2 separate regions of the Mus musculus genome follow, and region 2 is linked to region 1. Evidence: chromatin loops called from intact Hi-C (ENCODE). Cell type or tissue: left cerebral cortex. All regions are shown on one strand. Links, peaks and the distances in the headings refer to the core of each region. The heading gives the core; the rest is flanking DNA.

Region 1 (11,276 bases), core at 2,300-10,299:
GAGGCATCTCTACAGGGCCCTGTCTGGCTTTGTCACTGTTGAAAGGACTTTGGGCTGAAAAAAATAATTACCTTTCCTAATTCTTTAGTGGTAGCTGTGATTCAGGCTCCCCCACTTTGCCATTACAGTTCACAGTAGCAGGAGAAACTCTCCCACAGTGTCGTGTGACTCTTCCTGAGAAAGTGTGAATTCACATCTATTCTCTCTGCAGACTGGACATGAATGATAGGCCAAAGAGAACATCCCTCCACATCTAATTTAGTGAACCAGCAAGTTGTTTTGGGTTACCTATAGAAGCATGGGTAACTCAAAGGTAAAAATCCTACCTCCAACATGGGAGACAACTCACAAACACATCCTTGGGGCTCTCTGCATAACTTGCAGGTAGCTCTGCCTTGTGGGAAGTCTCCTCCCACAGGCGATTATTTTCTGGTTTTGTAACCTTGAGCAGGAGCCTTGTAAACCTTACACATTTTGCTTACTACCTGAGTCTTAAGAGCCTTCCTTTGGGGGTGGGGGTGGGGAGAATGTTCCAGTTTAGATGAAGTAGCTACACTCAGCAGATGGGGGTATGCAGTGAGTACCCCAGCAACGTACCAACTCCTAGATTATTTTCTTGCTAAGAAAAATCTAAAATCTTAATTGCCTAACCTTGGGACGAGCTTAGTGTGTTTCACCTGTACTGGCCTTCCTCCATATCTAACCGCTGCTGCCATTGCCTCTTAATGTTCAGGGAAGTTCCCATGAATCAGAGCACACTCAGGCCTAGCATCCACCAAAGCTCAAATGTTTTACATATTAGGGGACCAATAAGCCCAGGATTCAGCATGGATCCTCCAGTCACCCTGAATGGCCTCACTTACAGGAACTCTTAGTCACCCCCCCTTAGAGTCCTAGGGTGGCTCCCACCCCAGACATCTCTCTCCACAGCAGAGAATCTGGTGGGACCTGTCTGCCAGGACCACGTTGCTTTGCAAAGCTGCTTCATTTTGGCTAAATAGAGACAATTCCTGAAACATAAAGGTTTTTGGTTCCCAGTGACTTGTTTTCTTGATTCTTGGCACTCCCCAGTCTATCCATTCAGGTAAAAGGCCTGAGAGATGCTTATTAGTCACCTGATGTTCTTTTACCCACCATGTGCCTTATTTCCTTCGTTACCCCTAGCAACAGCCAACAGTGGGCCTAAAAGGAACATTTTCACTTCTCTTCCCACTTTTCTGCCCTATAGTTATCCCAGCCTGGAAGCAGATTTGGCTTTCTGGAATTACAGATCTGCTTCCCACAGGTCTGTTTCCAACAAAGCCTGAGCTATTGTAGAATCAGCCATCACCATGTGGACCCTAGGGACCAGAATCACCAGTCTCTGTGGCAAGCACCTTTACTTGCTGAGCCATCAACCTGGGCATAATGATTTTCTTAACATTTCTGGAATAGCTGGCTTTCACGCCCAGGTGAGTGACAGAGCCATTTGGATTAACTCTGAAGAGAGGTGACAATGGCTTTTACAACAAGACCCCTGCACAGAATGTCAGATACAGAATGCCACGTCTCCGCCCAAGGCGGAAATGATTCATATCCTCTATTCTTCTGACCAAAACAACACAGGTAAGGTATAAAAGTAAAAATATGGAAATGATTCTATAAAAATAGCCACTCTTGGGACTGGGGAGATAGTCTAGGGGTTAAAGTTCTTGCTATGCAAACATGAGGTTCTGAGCTCAAATTCCCAGAATACAAGTAAAAAGCTGAGCATGGCTGCACATAAACCCAGAGCTGGGGCAGCAGGGGAGGACAGAGGGGGAGAGCAGGAGGATCACTGGGGCTTCCTGCCAGCCTAGCTCCAGGTTCAGTGAGAGGCCCTGTCTCAAGGGAAGAAAGCGGAGCATGACAGAACAAGATGCCCAATCTTGTCTTCCTATAGCCTGTGCCTGTTTATAGGGTATCCACTCCTACACACAAACATGCTCATAGAACACACACACTCAAGTGCACACACACACACACACACACACCTCTTTTATTTTAATTATTTATTTTATGTATATGAGTACACTATAGCTGTCTTCAGACACACCAGAAGAGGGCATTAGATCCCATTAGAGATGGTTGTGAGCCACCATATGGTTGCTGGGAATTGAACTCAGGACCTCTGGAAAAGCAGTCAGTGCTCCTAACCACTGAGCCATCTCTCCAGTCCCCACTCCCCACCACCACCACACACACACATACATAACTCTTTTTTTTAAGTTAAAAAATAAAAATAGGACTGGGAAGATAGTTTAGTGGGTAAAGCTTTTATTGCACAGGCATGAGGACCCGAGCTGTGACCCTCACTCAATACATGGAAGAGCCCAATGTGGCAGCACATATCTATAATCCCAGTGTTCTTCCTACGGCAAGATGGAAGGAGGAGACAGGAGAATCCCCAAAAGCTCACAGGCCAGCTAACAAACAGCAAAGAAAGCCTGCCTCAAACAAGACTGACAAAGTGGTCTCCACGTGTATTCATACAGACATAAAGATAAGGGGGAAAAAGATTTTAAAGCATCCCAACAGTAAAATGGGAACAGCTCCCACAAACCTGTCCTGTGACCACCCTGATATACGTTCAAGTTGAGGGGCCAGCAAGAAAAGAAAACCCAGCTGCCATGGGAACTTCAGCTTAGCTTGGTCTTCACCGCTGAGTCAACTCCATCCATCTCTCTCTCTGCCCATCTGGACACAGGGCTGCCCATTGCCTCTAGTACCATGACACTAGTGTAGGTTTCACCTCACTTCCTTAGCTCCATTACACACTGCAGCTCAGCTGAACTCTAACTCTGGGGTGTGGCTCTGCCAGTGTCCCTAGCAGCAGCTCCCTAACAGGACTTGTCACTCACCCTACCAGGGACTCTGCCTCTATGTCAGCTTCCTGCCTCTACCTCCACTATGGCCTCCCTGAATTCCACAGCAATCTTCTTAACCCTGTTGCAGACATTCTGTAACCTACCTATGGCCAGAAATACTTGCCGTGTGCCAGTTGAGGTCTAATTAGAGTGTTAACATTAGTAGTCTTCACAGGAATAAAAGAAGCTGTGCTTGCCTCGGTCACTAGCAAGAGCCAATCTGAACCACTTGACAAATACCAGTCAAAGAAGCCAATGTAGCTTGTGAATTTGTTATTTGTTATTCAATAAATTCTGATATTGTAAAAAGACACAAATGTGTTTATCTGTTTCTGACATTTTGTATTCACAACGAATACTCACTTGTAGGGTCACTAGCTCTTGTTCTTGGCTGGTGCTGGACAAGAGTTTCAGTTTCACTGACAGAGTCCAGGGGCTCTCTGGAATCTTCCTGCCTCCCAGGACAGAAAGCAACCATTTATAGTGGTCTTACTGTTCCTTGTTGAGTTGTAAAAATCCTGGTGGTGGTGGTGGATGGGGGGGTGGGGAGGGAGGGGAGCAGGTGCTTTCCCCAAGGCAGGAAATCCTGAGGAAGGAGACTCATTACCATTGCCCTTCCAAGGACCTTGTGGTTTGTAGAAGCCAGTGACGCAGGAACAAGGCAGTGACATTAACACAAAGACAATCCATTGCAACTAGGGAGGCCCTACACTACCCAGGTTCCCATGTGAACGGCCACTGTCAGGAACAGACATGTCTCAGTTGTATATCACTGAAGACAGCATCTCCTCAGGCCGACCCTAAGCTGTACACAGCAAATAATCCTGGCCACCAGACAAAGGGGCCATGTGTCCAGATGGCTCAGAGCTTGTGTCCAGACACTGGAGCTTCTTAGCAGAAGACACTTCATTGTCTTCTTAGAGAAAAACTTGGACCACGTGAGCAAGCCCAAGCCACAGGCTTAGCAGTTGAGTCTCACTGACAAGAGAAGGGTATAATTCTCCAGAGAGGAGCCACTCCAAAACAGAATCTCTTCCACAAATGAAGGGGCGTGGGGGTAGGGACAAGCTGGAGCATGCCTGAGAGCTGAAAAGAACAAGAATGATACCAACAGTCTATGCGCATCCAGCTCAGCCCACCTCATTAGAGGATAGGTAAGAGACTGGGGACTACATGAAAGATGGCAGGAAGCACACAGGCCACTAACCTTCTGGGGAAAGCAAGCAAGGAGATGCCCTACCTCCCTGTACCAAATGCTGGTAAGCCAGAAAGCCCCATGCCACTGGTAGGAATGAATGAGAAATGGCACAGGCTCTCTGGAAAGCAGCTTGTCTGTTTCTTGCAAAAGGCAACATGCAGTTTGGGACCTAGCAACTGCCTTCCTGGGCACGGTCCCAGGGAAATGAAACAGCACGGGGGGAGGGCGGGGGGGGGGGCGCTGCTTCCCAACAACCTTGTAAACACGTCCTTCAGTGGACAAAGGATCCCAAAGCTGTGATGCACACAGCGCAGAGGCAGCTGTTCAGGAGGCTGAATGAACCACCATTCAATACACAGCCACTCTTGTGAATCTAGACAGCGATGCCTGAATGATAATCGGCAAGCTCCGCCAAGTTGCACGCTGGACAATTACATTTATCTAGCATGTTGGCGTTGAATCTAAACGGATGAGGTGGAGACGACACTTAAAGAAAGGGTCTGTTAGAGGTTTGATACAGGCTTCTGCAGCACAGGAGGCACTAACACTGTGTACTAGTCATGTAAAATGGCGCCCCCAGGGAGACTTCACCAAGCACACAACAGCTCTCGATTCGTTTCTCATAACTTCATTCTCCAAGCGCCGTGGGCCACACCTATCGTCCCAGGACTCGACCGAGGCAAGAGATTGCTAGTTCTAAGCCAGCCTAACCAAATATAATAGTGGAGAATATACCCAGAAAGTCGAAAGAGCACAAGAAGTGACTAGATTTAAATATCTGTAAAGGCCCGCGTTAAGGACAGAGCAGGGGACCCTGGCTTTGCCGGAAAGGAGGGGCGGGGTCGGATGATTCCAGGGGGCTACAGGCCGTGCACTACTGGGTCCGCCATCCCGGCGTGCCACAGATGGCAAACCCGATGACTGAGAAATAACACGAAGCCTGCAGAAGAAGGCTTGGAGTCCTGAGAAGAGGCGCACGCCGGGAGAAAGGCGCCGCCCGCAGCCCAGAAGCTTGCACAGGCACAGACGCCTGCTTAGCATCCTCTCAAGCGAAGCTCGAGCCCGCAGCCACAGCATCACAAGGAGCGAGGGCAGTGTCTCCTAGAGCCGACCCGAAGGGGCGGGGAGAGGTAGGCGGGCCTACGGCCGCAGCACGGGATCACAGAGAGGCCGGGCGGCTGCTCCTAGAGCGACACCAGAAGGGCGTGAACGAGCAGGCGGGGCTCCGGAGCTTGCGGCGGTACCACCGAGAACCCGGCAAGGGTCCTAGAGCGGCACTGGAGTGGGTTTCGAGCGGTGGGCGGGGCTTAGGGTGCGCGGCAGCACCACCGAGAGGCCGGGGAAGGTAGAGCGGCACCAGAGGGGCGGGCGCCTTTAGGCGCGGGAGTGGCGGGCTCAAGTGGGCATTGTTAACGGTCGCCCGCCCGCCGGTCAGCCTGCTTACGGCCACGTTCCGCCGGCGTCTGTGCTCGGCACCCATCAGGTACTCTCTGCGTGTGTGCACGGTAGCCCCGACCGGGCGAAGGCCGGCTTCTGAGTCGTTTCTCTGTGGACCACCTCGGCGGTGTTGCAGAGGTCCTTGGAGGCGGGGAAGGTGGGCCGGGCTACCTAGCGAAGCCCCTTGTTGCTGGATGCATTGAGCGCCTTATCCTGCCGGCTCCAGCAGCTCCTTGATGGACCTGAGTCCCTAGGTCAGCGGAATTCAACTAAGTTGCCTGAATCACTCGCACCTACTCCTGTGCACAGGCCTGTGAAGAGAGGGGGCAATAAGCTAAGTCGCTGGGGTCTTCTCTGGTTTTAATGACTATTTAAGTTTTCAGTGAGGATGGTCCTTGGTGAGCAGACACAGACACCTGGGTCCCGCTTGTCATTCCTCTCACCAGAGTGATGGTGTTTGAATTGGTACTGAGTGATGCTGCAGACAGGGACTCTCAGGTGTCTCCTGAGCTGTCCCACAAAAGACAAACACTTTCAGATGCTGACATAGAGCAAACAGTCACCTAGCCGCCTGGATCTTGGACTCTGAATCCGGATAAGAATTTTATCTGCTGGGTTAGATATGTGGGTATTTGTCAAATGCTTAGAACAAAATACAGTGTGTTCCCAAAGTGTTTTTGGGAAAGTGTGGGTGCTCTAGATGGAACTGCCAGCAGAGCCCACCCCTTTGGGCCTCTGGGAGTAAAGGGGATGGTGCAGGTTTAGAGATAAAGAGGGGTCACATAGAGAGAGCCTCATCAATACAAGAGGCATCCTTTGGGGGTCTGATGGGGTTTGCTGTGGATTATGAGGAGAGCCCTGAGTTTTCCAGGCTCAGAACCAGGCTGTTGTATGGTAGAGTTACTTCCTACTCCAGGGTGTTTGCACAGTCCCAATGTGGGCGGGTAGAGAGGATAAGGAAGAACGGGGAAGGTTCTGTTTGGGGAGGTGGAAAATGGCCATCGGTCCATGATGGCTATGGCTTTCTCTGGGATGAGTGAAAATCTTGTCTTCAGGCCCAGGAGTGTCTGTGGCTGAGTGAGAGAGTCACTCAAAGAGATGAGCATACAGTGGACCAGAGGCTCTGAGCTCAGCTTATAGGCCTGGGGCTAGAGCTCTGGGGAGTCCACTTTAGTCTGAGGGGCTCATCATGTGAGCAGCTGGAAAGACAGTGGAGCTGCAGAGAGCTAAGAGCTGCCTCTGACCTGTTGTTCATGCTTTTGCCTCCAGAAGCAAGACGACCGTGGTTCTGTCTGCTTGATGCAGCTTCGTACGCAGGAGCTGTCCCTGACAGCGAAGTCCCAGAGAAGGAGCCAGGCAGCCACTGTCTGAAAACCCTCAGCCTTCCCTGGCCTCCAGGGGGGTTTCCTGCTTCCTAAGAGCAGCAATGGAAAAGCCTGCAACTAGGAAAAAGAAGAGTCAGGCCCCAAAGGAGGAGGCAGGTGCGCAAAAGGCCACTGTCAAGGGAGAGAAAACATCAAAGGGGAAAAAGGCAACCAAGAAGCCAAGAAAGCCCCGCAGACCCCGAAAAGAACCTGTCCTGAGCCCCGAGGACGAAGCACATATCTTTGATGCCTTCGATGCCTCGTTTAAAGATGACTTTGAGGGTGTCCCCGTGTTTGTCCCTTTTCAGAGGAAGAAGCCCTATGAGTGTGGTGAATGTGGACGGATCTTTAAACACAAGACAGATCACATTCGCCACCAGAGAGTTCACACTGGAGAGAAGCCCTTTAAGTGTGACCAGTGTGGGAAGACCTTCAGGCACAGCTCAGATGTCACCAAACATCAAAGAATTCACACCGGTGAGAAGCCCTTTAAATGTGGGGAGTGTGGAAAAGCCTTCAACTGTGGTTCTAACCTTCTAAAACACCAGAAAACGCACACTGGAGAGAAACCTTATGGCTGTGAGGAGTGTGGAAAATCCTTCGCCTACAGCTCCTGCCTCATCCGGCATCGGAAGCGTCATCCGAGGAAGAAGCACTGAGCAGGGCGGTCTACAGCTATGGATCCTTGTCAAACACCTGATGATGGTCCAGAGGTCTTACGCAGTATGCTCATCCAGCCACCCATCTGTCATTGAGAGGAAAATCTACCCATCAGACATGAGAGCCCACAGAGGCTTTCTGCCCTTCGAGTCTTCACTTAGTAGTAACATGGTGCTTCCCGGAGCTTCCTGAAGCTCCAGCCATTTTCCAGACTACTTTATGTTACTCAGGGCCATCTTTGGAACAGTTTTGGGTCGCTGAGAACTTTGTAGAGCTAAAGAGACACCCCTGTTGGCAAGGGCCACTGCCTTCCTTTGCTGCCTCTGTCTGCACCAACCACGGTGCTTTTGTCTCTTCTCTTGAAGACTTCTGACTCTGTATGCTCAGCCCCATGCTGTCTGCTAGGGCGAGGAACCCTGAGGTGGATGACAGGCAGCATTCTGACCAACTCTGAGGACAGCACCAAGTCCTGCTTGCTCATCTCTGTGCAGCTGACTTCAGTGATCCTAGAGTTTCACTCTTCTGGCTGAAACCACAGTCTTTGAGCTCAACCCTTGGGCCTAGAGCTGGGTTACACTGCTTTCTCTTGTCCCAGCCACATCGTAGACAAGTAGCCTGGATCCATCCAAAGCCTCAGCAGACCCTGGCACCCTGGCATAGTGGCAGGTTTCTTAGGCTAGGCCTTGTAGCTCCAGGGTGCCATCAGTAGCTTCTGCCCACTGCACCTTGAAAAACAACTGTGGCCCCACCCCACAGCAGCCTGCCATTCCGGTCAATTCCACTTCCTGCTGGTCAGCAGGGCAAGACCACGTGACTCTGTCTACTGTCTGCCCCACGATGATGCTGTGTGAGGTCTGTGTTCTAAAGACAGCAAGTGACTGCTGACCAGGAGGGTAAGTTGGGGGGAAAGTTGGCAGCGATTTGGACATAAAGTAACGAATAATGGCTTTGGTCTTTGGGGCGTCTGCCCTGAAGAAAGGGTCCCAGAAAGAGGACTCAGCCAGAAGTAGAGAAGGGCTTGTCAGCAGGTACAGAAACCATGAGAGGGCACTGCCCAAACGATGCAGGTGGTTATGTTCCCTGGTTGGAATGTTTGACCAGGTGTGGTAATCTGCATGGTCAACCTGACTGGATCTAGAATCACCTAGGAGACACATCAGGTGTGTCTGTGAGGGTGTTGCCAGGGAGATTTAACGGAAGAGGGAAGACCTACCTAAATGTCGGTAGCGCCATCACACAGGCTCGAGTCCTAGACTGAATTCAAAAGGAGAAAGCTGGGCCATGGAGACAGCTCAGCAGGCAAAGGCACTTGCTTCTCACAGAAGCCTGACAATTGAGTTCAGTCCTGGAACCCATGCAAAAGATGGCAATGGAGACCCAGCTCTTCAGAATTGTCCTCTGACCTCCCCCATGCTTCAGAATTGTCCTCTGACCTCCCCCCTGCCCTCCATGCAGACAGCACTAGAGACATACACAGAGGTTTAAAAAGAAAAGCCCGACATTCATCTCTCTGCTTCCCAACTGTAGTAATTTGACCAGTCGTGTCACACTCCCCACAATGATGGTCTGTATCCCTTCAAACCAGGAGCCAAAGAAACCCTTAAGTTGCTTTTTCAGACAGTTGCCACAATGACAAGGTTAGCCGTCCTCTTTCTAGAAGCTGAAACAACACTGTGTGTCTCTGGTGCCTCCTGTGGCACTGACCTGGCCAGGTTTGCTGATGCACTGTTAGGAAGTGCAAGCCGGGGCTGCTGTTGGACCAGGCTGCTTTTACTGCCCCTCCCTCCTCATGGAGCAGAACCTTCCAGGTCGAGGTTTTCCCACACTGCACTCTCCTTATGCAAGCATCCCCGGGAGTATTTTACCAGTCTTGATCCCCATGGGAGAGGAAGGCTTAATCTAATATGAAAATCTAATGAGGTGAAATTGTGAGAAGATGAGTATCAGCTGGTGTAGGAGCTACATGGCATACTTGGGCAGCATGGTCTTGGAATAGAGGGGTTACCCACAAACTCTAGGGACATTGGAAGCCTGGAATGCTGCCAGGTGGCAAGGCAGCATCCTGCTCCCAGCCTGTAGCCCTGTCCTTAAGGATGTGTGCTAAGGTTTTAGGGTACAGGATTTCAGTTCCCTCAGTATTGAGGGGAAACCAAAGACAGTATGTGTTCATATAATACACCCAGAGGGCCACAAAGGCAGAGTGTGTGTGTTCATATACACCCAGAGGGCCACTCCGCAGGGTGGCCCAGTGTCATTCCACATGAATTTTGTTCTTGTCTTTGCAGCCACACAGCCACTCACCTGTTCACATGCTGCACAGTCCTTACAGAGGGCACAGAATGAATGGGTGTGGCCGTGTCCTAACCAAATTTGGCAGAAAGAGGTGCTGCCATGACTTGTTTGCCAGCCCATTTGTTTTATTGTTTTATTTTGTTGAGATGGGGGTCTCACTCTAGCCCAGGTTGTCTTGGATCTCACTGTGTAGCCTGAATTGGCCTCACTCACAGTCCTGCCTAAGCCTGGAGTCATAGGCGTAAACTATCAAAATGGCTAAAATAGGGCAAAGTGCTCCCTCAGGTTCTCATTTTTACTTTGTTTAAGACAGGGTCTTGATGTGTAGCTCAGGCTGCTGAGAACTAACTGTGTAGCCTAGACTGACGGCCTTAAACTCTCCATGATTCTCTGCTTGAGCTTCTAGAGTACTGGGCTTTATAGGCATGCACCACCACACGTGATTCTGACCCCTATTCTTCATGAGGATGTAAGAGAGTTGGAGCCACAGAGAGCTTGCAGGCTTGGTGTGCCAAGCCCTCTGTAAGCCTAGCCCTTCCTTCAGAGCTAGAGCTAGCTGTTGGTCAGAAAGCTGGCTTAAGGACATCTGGAGCCCTGGGTGCCAGAACTAGACTGCAGCAGTTTGATGTTCCAGAAGAGTGACAATGTGGACACAGACTTTACAACAATGGAGATTAGTCAAACACAACCCAAGGCTGCCTGCATTGTCTGATTTGATTCGATTTGTGCAGTGCTCTGATAACTCTTGTCACTTTGCATGGCTGCATAAAGAGCCCTTAACTTAAAGAGAAACATAGCTGATCCCAGCTCAGCCACTTCCTAACTGAGCCACATGACCCTTTCTGGATTAAATTGCAAATAATCTATTCTTTGATGTCTTCTCTACATTCAGGATGTATGGGACAGGCTCGGACAGTGCCGTTCAATCAGATAGCCCCAGGTTGGCCCTGAGAGACACTGTGGCAGTGTCTGGGTAGCATGGTTGAGTTATCCACCCCCTCTCCCCACCCACCCACACACACACAGGTTCGTTCACAGTCACTTTTTGGCTTTTGTGGTCTTGGAGATGGAACCAGGATTTTGTGAGTGCTGGGCTGTTGCTCTGCCACTCAGCTATACCCCAGCCCAGGGTTCTTTGAGAAGAAGAATCAAGTTACTTGCATTTGGTTTGGTTTGGTTTGGATTGGTTTGTTTTGTTTTGTTTGCTTTTGAGTAGACCAGGTTGGCCTCCACTCACCAAGACCCACCTGCCTCTGCTTCCTAGGCTATGGGATTAAAGGCCCACAGCACCACACATAGCCAGAGAACCATGGTTAAAGCCAATGTCTTGACCCATGAGGAGAAAGGAGGTGGCGAGAACATGAGATGAGTCTGTCAGCTGCAGCTTTCTCCTTGCCTGGATCTGGCCATGTTGGGTGTACTGCTGAACCTTGTGTCTCA
Region 2 (11,276 bases), core at 2,219-10,218, 53 kb before region 1:
TCCCAGAACCCACATAAACATCTGGTGAGTGTCCCAGCCCTCCTGTAATTCCAGTGCTGTGAATGCAGAGATGGATCGCCAGAGCAAGCTGCCTAGGTAGCCTAGCCATATAGGTAAGCTTTGGGGTTCAGCAAGAGACCTTACCTCAGTGAATATGATGGAGGGTCACCAAGAAATACTTTGACCATCAGCGTTGGCCTCCACAGGCAAGCCTACATATGCACATGCATACTGGCACCCATGTGCCTACATGCATGTGAGCATGCATACTTACATGTACAAATACATCACAAATACATGAAAAGGGGAAAATTAACGTTTGGAAACAATGGGTAGGTGGAGTGCACTGTAGCAAAGCCAACTAAGGAGGTCTCAATTGAGGTCTCAGATGCTCTCTGGTGACCATCTTAGTTTTTAGATTGGTCAAAGCTAGTAGCTTGCTAAGAATACACTTTAAAGGCTGGTGGGTTTGCTTTTTAGTATAGTCACAGAGCTGTTAGGTTAGACATAGGAATGAGCAATGAATGACTTTCAAAGAGACTAAAAATAGCCCACGGCAATCTGGCTGTGGTCTGCAACACTTTAACTCTCTACAATCACTAAGTTCAGCCTTAGAGCCTTGTAGAATCTGAAATATAAGTGTGCGTCCCACTTTGGAACTTCTGCTGAAAATGAATACCCATATACCCTAGCTACTCATATACCCTGAATGCACACACCCATGCACACAAGAATTCATGGGAGTACCCGCCCTTCTATCCTATTTACTGCTGCATCCCAGACCCTAGAGACTAGCACTTAGCACCCAACAAGCAATAAAACAGTTAATAAACAGCACATTTTATCAGCATTTTCCATCTCTTCTGATGTATCCACCCTGCTTATTATGGGGTATGGCTGGTACAGAGTCCCGGAGGGAATTAAGTGGGAATAGGACAAAACCTCCCTTCAACCCATAGTTTCTACTGCTTTCCAGCCCCTGATCCTGGACCAACATTCTGCCAGCCTGTAACAGAAGGAGCAGAGTCAGAGGCTAGACCCAGCCCCAACTCCACATGCACAAATAGCCCTCAAGCAGGATGTTCTGCCTCACACCTCAGGACCGTGTTGGGAGGGTGTAACTCTCAAAGAGGGTCAGATAGCAAGGAGTAGGGAGGAGAAATCTTAATGGAGGCAGTCTGGCATTTCCTGAAAATCAGTGAAGACTTCCAACTCAACACCTACCCACCCCTCCTCTCCTCTTCTCTTTGTTTCCTTAAGATTTATTTTATATGTATTAATATTTTACCTGTATGTGTGTATTGCATCACACATGCGCCTGGTGCCCACAGAGGTCAGAAGAAAGATTTGGATCTGCTGGAACTGAATGTATGGATGGTTTTGAGCCACTATGTGGGTGCTGGGAATTGAACTCAGGTCCTTTGCAACAGAAGCCCTTAACAGGTGAGCCATCTGTCTAGCCTCACGCTTCTGTTTTTAAGGGAAGCTGAGTATTGAACCCAGGGGCTGTATATGCTAGACAAGTGCTCTACCATTGATCCCTGTCTTACTCTTGATATCCTATCTCTTTCAAATCTACTTCTCTCGTATGAAGAGGTAGCAATGGGATGAACTGGGCACATCAGGTGCAGAAGGAGATGCATGTGTGCTCAGCACCATGGAAGAGACTCCCTGTACCCATGAGGAAAGGAGAGAGCGGGGAGGGCACAGGGTACCCATTGCTGCTGACAGACAGCTGCCCATGATGTTGGAGGATTCCATTGGTTTCCAAGCAGAACACGGAAGGCAGGGGATGCGTGTGGCACTGTCTAGCAGCCACGGTGCTAAACTCGCCTCTGATGAAGATGTCAGAGCACCTCGGACAAATCTGACACAAACATGCTGACCAAACACTGCCTGTTTAAATATGGGAGCATTTGAAATAATGTCACCAGGACCTAGGTGGCTTGCCATCAGGAAACCTGACAATGCAACTCACCACATTATCTGCTCATTAAGCTGGTGGCACACTTGGTTGTGTCAACAGATGGGAGAGAGCTTCTCTTGTAAATTCATCAGCCATTCTTGACTTGTAAAATCGAATTGAAATATGAATAAACAGTCTAATGTGAGCAAAGGTGAGTGTAGCTCTTAAGGTAGTGGGAAGGCCTTCTGGGAAGAGACTCCTGGATCACTGTCACTACTCAGTCACCCTCTGCAAGGACTCTGTGCCATGAACACAGAAACTGAACAAAATAATGGGAAAACTGGAATCAAGGTTAGATGTCTTCATTTGGAGACCATGTGATTTTTATACCTTGGTGGGAACAGTAGTGAATTTAGAGGCAGGGGGTTTCCTTCCCTGCTAATTGTAGTGTGTTCTGTATCTGTTTCACTGGTGCAAACTTCTGTGTTTCTGGTCAGCCTCAGTGTTGTGGATCCCACCTTCCTGCTGCAGGGATTTTAAACTATGCCTCCTAGCCCCATGGTCTCGTGGGCAGCTCAGAGGTTGTGAGCATGTTTGACTTTGGGAGAGGTGGCTCAGATCGGCTATCCCAGGGTTAGGGCCATATAGCTGGTGCAGCATGTGTCTCTGCTGAACACTGCCTTCAACTCACCAAGTCCCATTAAGCCTTCTGCATGTGCATCAGACAGACACTGGGGTCTGCACTGGAGCAGACAGTGTATATGTGCAGGGACCACCACTCGGCTAGATAAGGAGCATAATGATAGTATTCCTGCTGTTTTATTTCCAGACCTAGCTACTCACCAAGGCAGCCTACACCTGTCTTATTCAAAGCAGCCATCCGTGTCATCCTCCCAGGGTGGTGGTGGCTAATAGAGAGTGGGGAGAGCAGACAGCACATCTGTCACTCAGGCATCTGTGGAAACCTGTGTCAGCCCAATGGTCATTAGCCAAGAGCATCTTCATCCTTGTTGTATCTGTCAACTCCTCCAAGCTGCTCTTCTGGGGCTGCCTGGGGCCCACCATCACCCCATCACCACCCTCAGATCTGGGACCTTGGGAGGGCACCCATTAACAGGGATGTCCTAGCTGAGTGGACCCCCCCCCCCGTCCCCTTGACTACATGCTCCCTATTTTGAAATGTCTGAGCAACTCCTCTTAGGGGTGTCTGTTCTGCTCTCAGAGAAGCAAAAGGGGGGGGTTAGGCTTCTGGAGGTACAAAGGCTAGGGAACTCAGGGCCCATCACTTACCTGTCAGTAGCTCTCATTTGCTTGCTTATAAATGGTTCACTAACCATTTATGGGTGGGGGGACAGGAAGCCAAAAAACATCAGCTTCTTGCACAAATATGACTAACCGGATTTCAAAGAAAAGGGCCTATTGTTACACTACCATCGAAGCTATGGAGAGGCCAGCCATTCACACCTAGAGAGGCAAGCAGCCCATGGGAAGAGAGCTCCATGGTCCTTTAGAGAGATACCATTCCAGGAGCCCTGGTGTATCTGCACTCCAGTATCAGACCCCAGAGAGCAAACTCTAAAACAGATTCTATCAAGAGACTCTGGCTATGGGAGACTTCGTCCATATAAGAATCAAGGGCAGAAGTGGCAATGTTCCCAGAGGAATCACGAAGGTCAGTTGCCTCAGCAGCCATTAAACTGTTTCCCTCCAATTGAAATGGCATAGCCAAGACCAGTGACAGAACCAGAGAGGTGGCAGCTCTTGAGCATCCTGTCTAGGTAAGAATGCATCATGTTGTGTAGGTCGTGGTTTAAATCAGTGGAGAGATTGGGCTGTTTCATAAGTGACTGAAAGACAGTGGCAGCTTTGAACAACCCCCTCCCTCCTGCTACAACGAAGCTCAGGTGGATGGATGGATGGATGGATGGATGGATGGATGGATGGATGGATGGATGTCTGAGTGCAGCTACCAAGCCTGCCAACATTCAAGAACACATGGTACGGATTCACAAGAAGACAGAGGAGGTTCTGAGGCAGGAAGCCCCACACTGTATAAAACAGACATTGAGACAGACCTCAATGTTCCCAGCCTCGGTATAGCAGACATGTGGTACCATAAAGCAAGACAGAAGGAAGCAACCACCAAACTACCAAACCTACATAGAGTTGTGTATGCCAGGAAGGGCCAGTGCTGGCATGGAAGGTCGGCAGGAAGGAATCAGGAACTCCTCAAGGGACACTGTGACAATGAACCTCAAGGACATTCATTGCTGACATGTTGTCAGATGGAATGTCAGCAAGGTTCTATCCTTTATCTATTGGATGGACAGAAACCCCTGACAGTACACAGCTAGAAAGGATGTAACAGGGAGACAGGAGAGATCCATTGCCTTGTTAGAGGACCTATAGCCTCCTAGCATTTCTTCTCTGCCTGCCTCCCCGTTTCTCAAATCAGCCCTTCATACATGATCACCTCAGCCCCTAGCAGGAGGACAAGGATAGACCCTCCAAAGCCAGTGTCAGAAATCTGAAAATAACTGAGTCCCTACTAAGGGCTGGCTAAATAAACCAGAACCGTCCGTTCCCAGAACAAGTCAGGAAAACCCACAAGACACCAACTACAACTCCCTGGAAGGAGGCTGCTAAGGAGCTTCCTGAGAAAAAGGGCCAGGAGAGGACAGGAGGGGAGATGAGATGCCTCAGTCCATAAAGGCTCTCGCCACCAAGGGTGGTGCTGAATGGCATCCTCAGAACCCATATGATGGAAAGAGAAAGAACTAACTCCCCCCATGTCCTCGGTCCTTCGTGTGTGCTCCACTGCACACATTCACAATGAAGCAAATAAAAACTAAATGTAATAATTTAAAAAACGGGGGGCGGGGGGGCAAGGGACACAGTCAGCCCTGTCCAAAGAGCTTGTACCTGTCACTGATGTGGAAGGCACCCCAATGCCACACCAAAGCTAGCAATGGACCTCTCCTTGAGATTAGGATGTTGGCAACTCAAATAAGGTTGCTGAGGGGACCCAACCCTCTGTGCCTGCTACCCCATCCTCAGGATCCCCTCAGAGGTACAAGAGAGTTCTCCTTCTAACTTCATGCATTTCTTCAGGGAGGTCAGAGAATCTTGCCCCTGTTTGTTTTTAAAGACCATTCAGGCAACACATTAGGCGCATGGAGTTGACTGAAAGGATGTGAGCTCCAGGCTCATCTTCAGCTGGCAGCTCAGCCTTCCAGAAGCTCCGCAGACTTCTCCCAGGCATCCACCACTTCAGCTTCCCTGTTCCCTCCCTAGACATCTTTCCCCTGCTCCAACTGTGCTCAGTGCTCTCTAGGCACCAGGCATAAGCAGGGGGAGCACTTTAGAAGGAGGTAAGGAGCAGAAGGGACCATTGAGGCAAAGTTCGAATGCAAAAGGAACCAAACTTCTAGGGACAAGTCCCTGGCTGTGTCCACAACAGACCTCAGACATCAGCAACTAGTGACAACAGGGTCTCCCCCTTCCCGGTCACCCACCTGAGCCTGACTCTGGTCACTCATGTGCAGGTCCCAGGAGTAGTGTCAAGGCTAGAGCCTACAGGAACTAGTTCTCTTTCTGGGGGCCCAGGACCCAGCAGTGATCATGGGTTTGGGTCAGCCGCAGGTGGCATGGGAGAAGGAAGCACTGGCCAACATTCAGGCCTCAGAGAATGCCTGGGGTGTTCCCAGAGCATCGCAGGGTGAACCCAGCTACACAAACCATCTGTGGAGCATCTGGCAAGCAGCAGGAAGCTGGGTGGACTCAGGGATGAAACTGAAGATCAGCAGCAGGGGATGGAAAGACCGGGACAGCTCATCTCCCCATACAAGTCCTCCCCATTTCTCCCACCTTTGCCACCTTCCCCGGGAATCAGCATCTTTGGGCCTTTGTACTCCATCCATGCTGGATCACAACTCATAGTGGAGCAGCGAGGTGCAGATATCCAGCGAAGGGGCAGAGTTCAGGAAGTGAGACCTCTACTTCCACCTTAACCAACCCCAGGGTCTTTAGCCACCCATAGAGAGCTGAAGAGGCCCAGAGCAGTGTCTGCAGTTGGGCGAATGTGCATCCTAGGAAGGGTGTGAATGTGCACCTGAACACATCACATGGGGTGATGGGGACACTGGTGAGGATATTTTGGTGCCGGTGTGTGTGCAGGTACCTGTGAGTGTGAACACGTGACTGAGCAGAAGAGTTGACGCTGGCTGCGTTCTGCGGGGAAGCGCACACCCAGGCTGGCCATGTGCATTGGGAAACGCATGAAGGAGTACATCTTACACCCATGGTGAGCTTGAAAAGTTCTCACGCCTCCCCGGCAGCCCCGCATTGCCACCCTGTCCATCTCAGCTCTCACCCCACCTTCCTTAACTGTCCCCTCCCAAGCTCCCAGCCCTAAGCAACCCTCCTCAGAGCATCCCCAAGTGTCTTAGCATACACTCCCACCATCCCCTATCTGTCCGGTCTCGGTGCCTAGTTTGGCACTTACTCCCTACCAAGACCATGCCCCACCTCCAACACCCAGGCTCAGACCCGGGCACAAGACTCAGAAGTGACTTTATTTCTCTGTAGTTAATGCCCCTCAGGCCAGGCTGTTGGGCTGTCCCTGGCTTGACCTCCCTCCCCTTGGAGACCTGGAGGGTCTCAGTCCCTTGCCCTCCCCCTCCCCCCTACCCCAGCTTCCTGCCAGGATGTCTGGACTCCTGGAGATATTCAGCTGCTTGGGATATGGAGCTGGTGGAGAAACGGAGAAGGCTCACTCACATCTAGGGAGGTTGAGAGCCTCAGACCTTGATGCCAAACCCTTGCTGTCCCAGCCCCAGCCAGGCCAGGCTGGGGAGGGGCAGCAACAGGCTTAGGGGACAAGCTCCAAAGCCCAGCAGGAGGGAGGGAGGGGTCTTAGGGCCCAGCCCAGAGAAGAGCAGGCCCCAGGCTGAGCAGGAGCCCCCCAGCCAGGGCCCAGGGGCTGCGTCCTGCGACCGATGCCCCGTTGCACAAATCTTTCTCGCAGCAGTCCACGTCGACTTTTAAGATCCCAGAGTTAATGAACCCCATCAGATAGTCTGAGAAAAAGTGCCGCTTAACGAAGTCGCAGGAGGAAGCACACATCTTGTTCACAGAATGATCCTTCCTGCCTGGGGGGAAAGAAGGAAGGCATGGGGGCTAAGGTCCACTTCCATCTGAGCTCTGTCCCTTCCCTAGAACCCAGGACCCTCCAGATCAGTTTAAGACGTGGAACCAGGGAGGAACAAGCCAGTGTTGTCTTGCCTCAAAGTCATGATCTTGTCCCAGGGAAGAGGAACTCAGAGGACACCTCTGATCTCTCCCTAGATCTAGCTTTCAGTAGCCCCGCCCCCTCACCCGGTCCAGGCTTACTGCTGCTGGGGTCGGTGATCCGCACGCTGGCACAAACGGTATCGGTGGGCTGGCACTGCTTCGGAGCGCAATGGCTGGAATTGGCCAGGGTGCAGTCCTGGCACCACAGGCCATGGGCTAGGCAGGGCATGAGAGAGGGATAACCAGGGGAACCCGAGTCTGGACAGCCAGACCCTACACCCCCTCTTCCCCAACCTGCTGCAGCTATCACGGCAGAACCATGCTCACAGAAGAGTTCACTCCCACAAGACCCAGAGTGGGCCTCCAGGTTGACCCTGTGCTGTGCCTACACATCCTGCCTCCCGCATCCTCTTACTCCTACACACAGCACCCCCAAAGATAGGTAGGTTCCAAGACAGGAAAGGTCCACCCGACTTAATAGGAAGCTCGCTGAACCTCTGAGAATGAGGGACATCTGCGCAGTACTAGAAGAAAGGTGGAAAGGCGCTGGATGCCCTCGAGTGTGGGGAGAGCCCCCGGTGGCTGGAGCTGAGATCTAAGAGTGGTGCTTCCCGTGATATGACCCCTCCCCGCGGGCCCCCGACTCACCCGGCGAGGGGCAGAGAAGCAAGGCCAGCAGCGCCAGACCGAGGCTCTTCATGGCTGCAGGCAGCATGCTCCGATAGGGCCTGAAAGAGGCGCGGGGGCTGCAGGCGGGGGTCCTCTGGGGCGCAGGCCTGGAGGGGAATAGCCTCGGTCAGAGGACCCAACCCTAAACACCCTTCCCTTTTCTGGCCTGAAGATGTAACCATCCCCCAGGAATCAAAAGCGCGCGGGGGGGGGGGGGGAGGTCCAGGAGCTCGCAATGCCCCACCCCCAACCCATCACCGGGAGCATCCACCATCACAGCCTCCCCTCCAGGGAAAAGAGGTCTGCCCTCTCCGGTGAGGTGGCCACCCGAGGTCCCCGCAGCCTTCGCCCTGCACCTGCGTGGGGAGATTGTCTTCTCTCCCCAAGGAGCTGTAGGTGCGTCCGGACAGGAAAAGCGGGAGGAGGGAGCGCACCTTACCTGCCGGCGGGGGAGGGTTGCGCGCCGCGTCCCCGTCCTCGTCCCCACCCCTGGGCTGGGGGGCCGGGAACCCCGCGCCGAGTCCCCTCCCCTGGTCCCCGCGCGCGCGCCTCGGCGCTCACCGCGAATCGGGGCGTGGAGTGCGGGCCTCGGGGTGGGGGGCGCACTCACATCCCTGGGGTGTCCGCACTCCGGGCTCAGCGGCGGGCACGGCGCGGGGAGCGATGCCCTTCGGTCTCCCTGCGGACCGGAACCGGGGCGCAGCTTCGTCTTTCGGGGAACGCAGCCGCAGACGCGGACCCCGCGCGAGGGGCGGGGCGGAACCGGGGCGGGGGCCTCGCACAGCTGGGAGACGCGCGGGGTGGGGGGCGCCCAGGGCTGGAGGCCACTCAGCAGGTCGCCCTACCCGGCCTCGGCGCCTTTCGTCCGCGCGCAACGCCCCTTCTAGGTCTCCCGCTCCTGCTCCCGCCGCAGCAGCCCCCCACCCTTTTCCACCTCCCTACCCGGCGTGGGAGGATCCTCCCACTCTGCTTGGCCGAGGTCCCTTGCAGATTCTCGGAAGAGCTTTGGCTGCTAAAGGAAGCAAAATGCACAAAGACGCAGCGAAAGAGGGAAGCGGAGAGGTAGGGCTGTGGGGTTCAGACGCCCAGCCTTGGGGCTCCTCCCTCCCCAGCATCCACCTCGCATCCGATAGTTCCAGCCAATTCTACTCCTAAGAGTGCCCATGACGACGCCCACCGGCAACTCAGCCCTAGGGACTTTTGTTACCAACCACACCCACACACAGAGATGACAATCCTGGCCCCTGTGTAAGGATCACACCAGGTTCACACCTTGGGCTCCTGCTCCCCCCCTGCCCTTCCAGCTCTCTTGGGCTCAGGGTAAGCCACAGCTCCCTTCGCTCCCTTGTCACACAGGAGGAAAGGTGTTCCGTGTTCAAAACCCTAGGCCCTGGAAAAAGCAGCTAGCACACCTTGGATTCTGCCCGCCCGCCCCACCCCCACCACAGAACCTCATACCAGACAAATGACTGTCACTAATACCAAGTCCTTGCTAGATGTGACAACCTCTGCTGTCAGTCTGAGCGTATAGTCTGTTCTCTTTGATCTAAACAGCACATTATAGATGCATGTTGCCTTGGTGTCTCGGTGTTGAGTTACAGGTAAGGAGAACACTTAGCAATAGAGCCTCCTCCTGCCCAGGGTCACACAAGTCACCAGGTGATCAAACAGCGTGAGCACTTGAGTAGTTCACAAGTGCTGAGGAATAGAGGGACTAGACACTTTGAAGAAGGGATCTAGATGAAGAGAGTGCCGAGGATAAGAATTAGTTCATACACAATTCTCTGCAAAAGAAGTCCCGCACTCCACTCCATTGTGGAGCCCAGAGCCAGCCTGCCATCAGACTGGGGTGAGAGCAGCTGTGCCTGAGCCTGCACTCAGGTTGACAGGCTGAGCTATAGTATGGATTCTTGCAGAGCAGAGGCTTGGTGAGGCTTCTAGGTAAGAAGTGTTTTTAGGGGAGTAAATGGTCCTTGAACCCCTGTTCATCATGCCGCAGCTTGAAAAGGCAGGCGGCCTGACTAGATTTCCCTCAACACTAACAAACCTCCTCGAACACAAAGCCAATGTGCTTATTAAGACATGCTAGAAGAAGAAACACACAACCCCAAGCCAAACCGCAAGTTTACCTGACAGAAAGAAACTTCGCTCACATGAAAAAAGACCAATGCAGGCCTTAAAAGGACTCCCAGGAAAAGGAGGTGATCACTGAAAAAGAAATCTGGGGGGGCGGGGGGGAAGCAACAAACACCCTACATGTCACACCCTTTTATTTACATGAAATGCCCCAAAGTGTAAGAATCCAACAAAGACAGAAAGATTAGCCAAGTACAGGGAGGGAAAGGAATGACCGGCTTGGGACACGACTAATCATTTTGTAGTAATGAAATGCCCTAAAATTAGATTCTGGTGATGGATACACAACTTTATTAATACACTAAAAGTCACTGAAATGTATTCAATAAAGAATGAGTTGTGTGGTATGTGATATATTGTATCTTAATAAAGTTGATGTTTAAAAAAGAAAAACAACTTAGCACAGAGTTAAATTAGCCAGCAAATTAGACACAGATGAAGAGGGAATTTATGAGCTGGAAGACAAATTTGAAGAAATCATCAGGAAAGGCTAAGGATATAATTCAGTGGTAGGACTCCTGCCCACAAGAGATCAATGATGTAACACAAAATAAGAAGTTTAGAACCACAAAAGATTGTGTGCAGAGAGCTAAGAAAAGTCTAATTGAAATTCCAGTGATGGTGTTTAGAGACAGTCTACTTAAAATAAGTCAGAACTGGTGAAAGATAAGTGTTGGTAGAGATTCTGATGTATAATAAGCAAAATAACAAATGATGATTTACCTAAGCACAACATAGCAAAATTGCAGCCCACCAAAGACAGGAAAACCTAGAAAATAGAGAAGATAATTCTAAAGAATCTTGGGGCAGAGCAATCAAAACCAAAGAGGGTGAAATAGGATCTTTGCAGTGCTAGAGAAATGCCTAAGTCAGAATTTTATGCACCTTTGTCTAAAATTAGGAGTAAAACAAAATTTCAGATAACCAAAAGTCTAGAAAACAACTTAGTAGCAAGAAAACAAACAGCCTGACTCAAAATCAACAAAGGATCTAACTAAATATGTCTCAAAAGAAGGCATACAGGTAGTTACAGGTTTGCAGAAGAATACTAAATATCATTGGTTACCAAGGAAATGCTAATTCAGACCACAATGAAATGTAAAACGTGACATCAATTAGGAGGATGATTGCTAATTCAGACCACAATGAAATGTAAAACGTGACATCAATTAGGAGGATGATTCCCAAAAAAGCTGAAATACCACAGTGCTAGCTAGGATGTTAAGGAGGGAATGTGTGCATGATCTCATTTGAAGAGCAGAGAAAGAGTGAT

What was found. Hi-C counts contacts between places; a loop is a spot of excess contacts. Peaks named below come from ENCODE experiments on the same cell type or tissue, not always from the same donor. Only the 100,000 strongest peaks of a DNase experiment are listed, where the experiment ranks them.
Region 2: a loop joins it to region 1, with 6 times the contacts of the local background. A loop is called at or near these places in 8 of 42 quality-filtered maps.

The regions. Positions count from the first base shown.
Region 1 is chr15:75,611,255-75,622,530 of GRCm38, forward strand. It overlaps Zfp41 (zinc finger protein 41), which reads left to right and starts at 5,430. Exons shown (of 3, transcript NM_001044718.2): 1 at 5,430-5,566; 2 at 6,790-8,437. The coding sequence starts at 6,947. The coding sequence ends at 7,543. In left cerebral cortex, for the core only: a CTCF peak has its summit at 5,392; DNase peaks (open chromatin) are centred at 4,002, 4,357, 4,632 and 5,300; H3K4me3 peaks cover 2,113 bases; H3K27ac peaks cover 2,203 bases.
Region 2 is chr15:75,558,286-75,569,561 of GRCm38, forward strand. Ly6h (lymphocyte antigen 6 complex, locus H) reads right to left here and starts at 8,897. Exons shown (of 4, transcript NM_011837.3): 1 at 8,478-8,897; 2 at 7,847-7,974; 3 at 7,298-7,414; 4 at 6,460-7,056. The coding sequence starts at 8,479. The coding sequence ends at 6,821. In left cerebral cortex, for the core only: no CTCF peak of the experiment used is centred there; DNase peaks (open chromatin) are centred at 5,120, 6,063, 7,093, 7,203 and 3 more places; H3K4me3 peaks cover 2,602 bases; H3K27ac peaks cover 1,908 bases.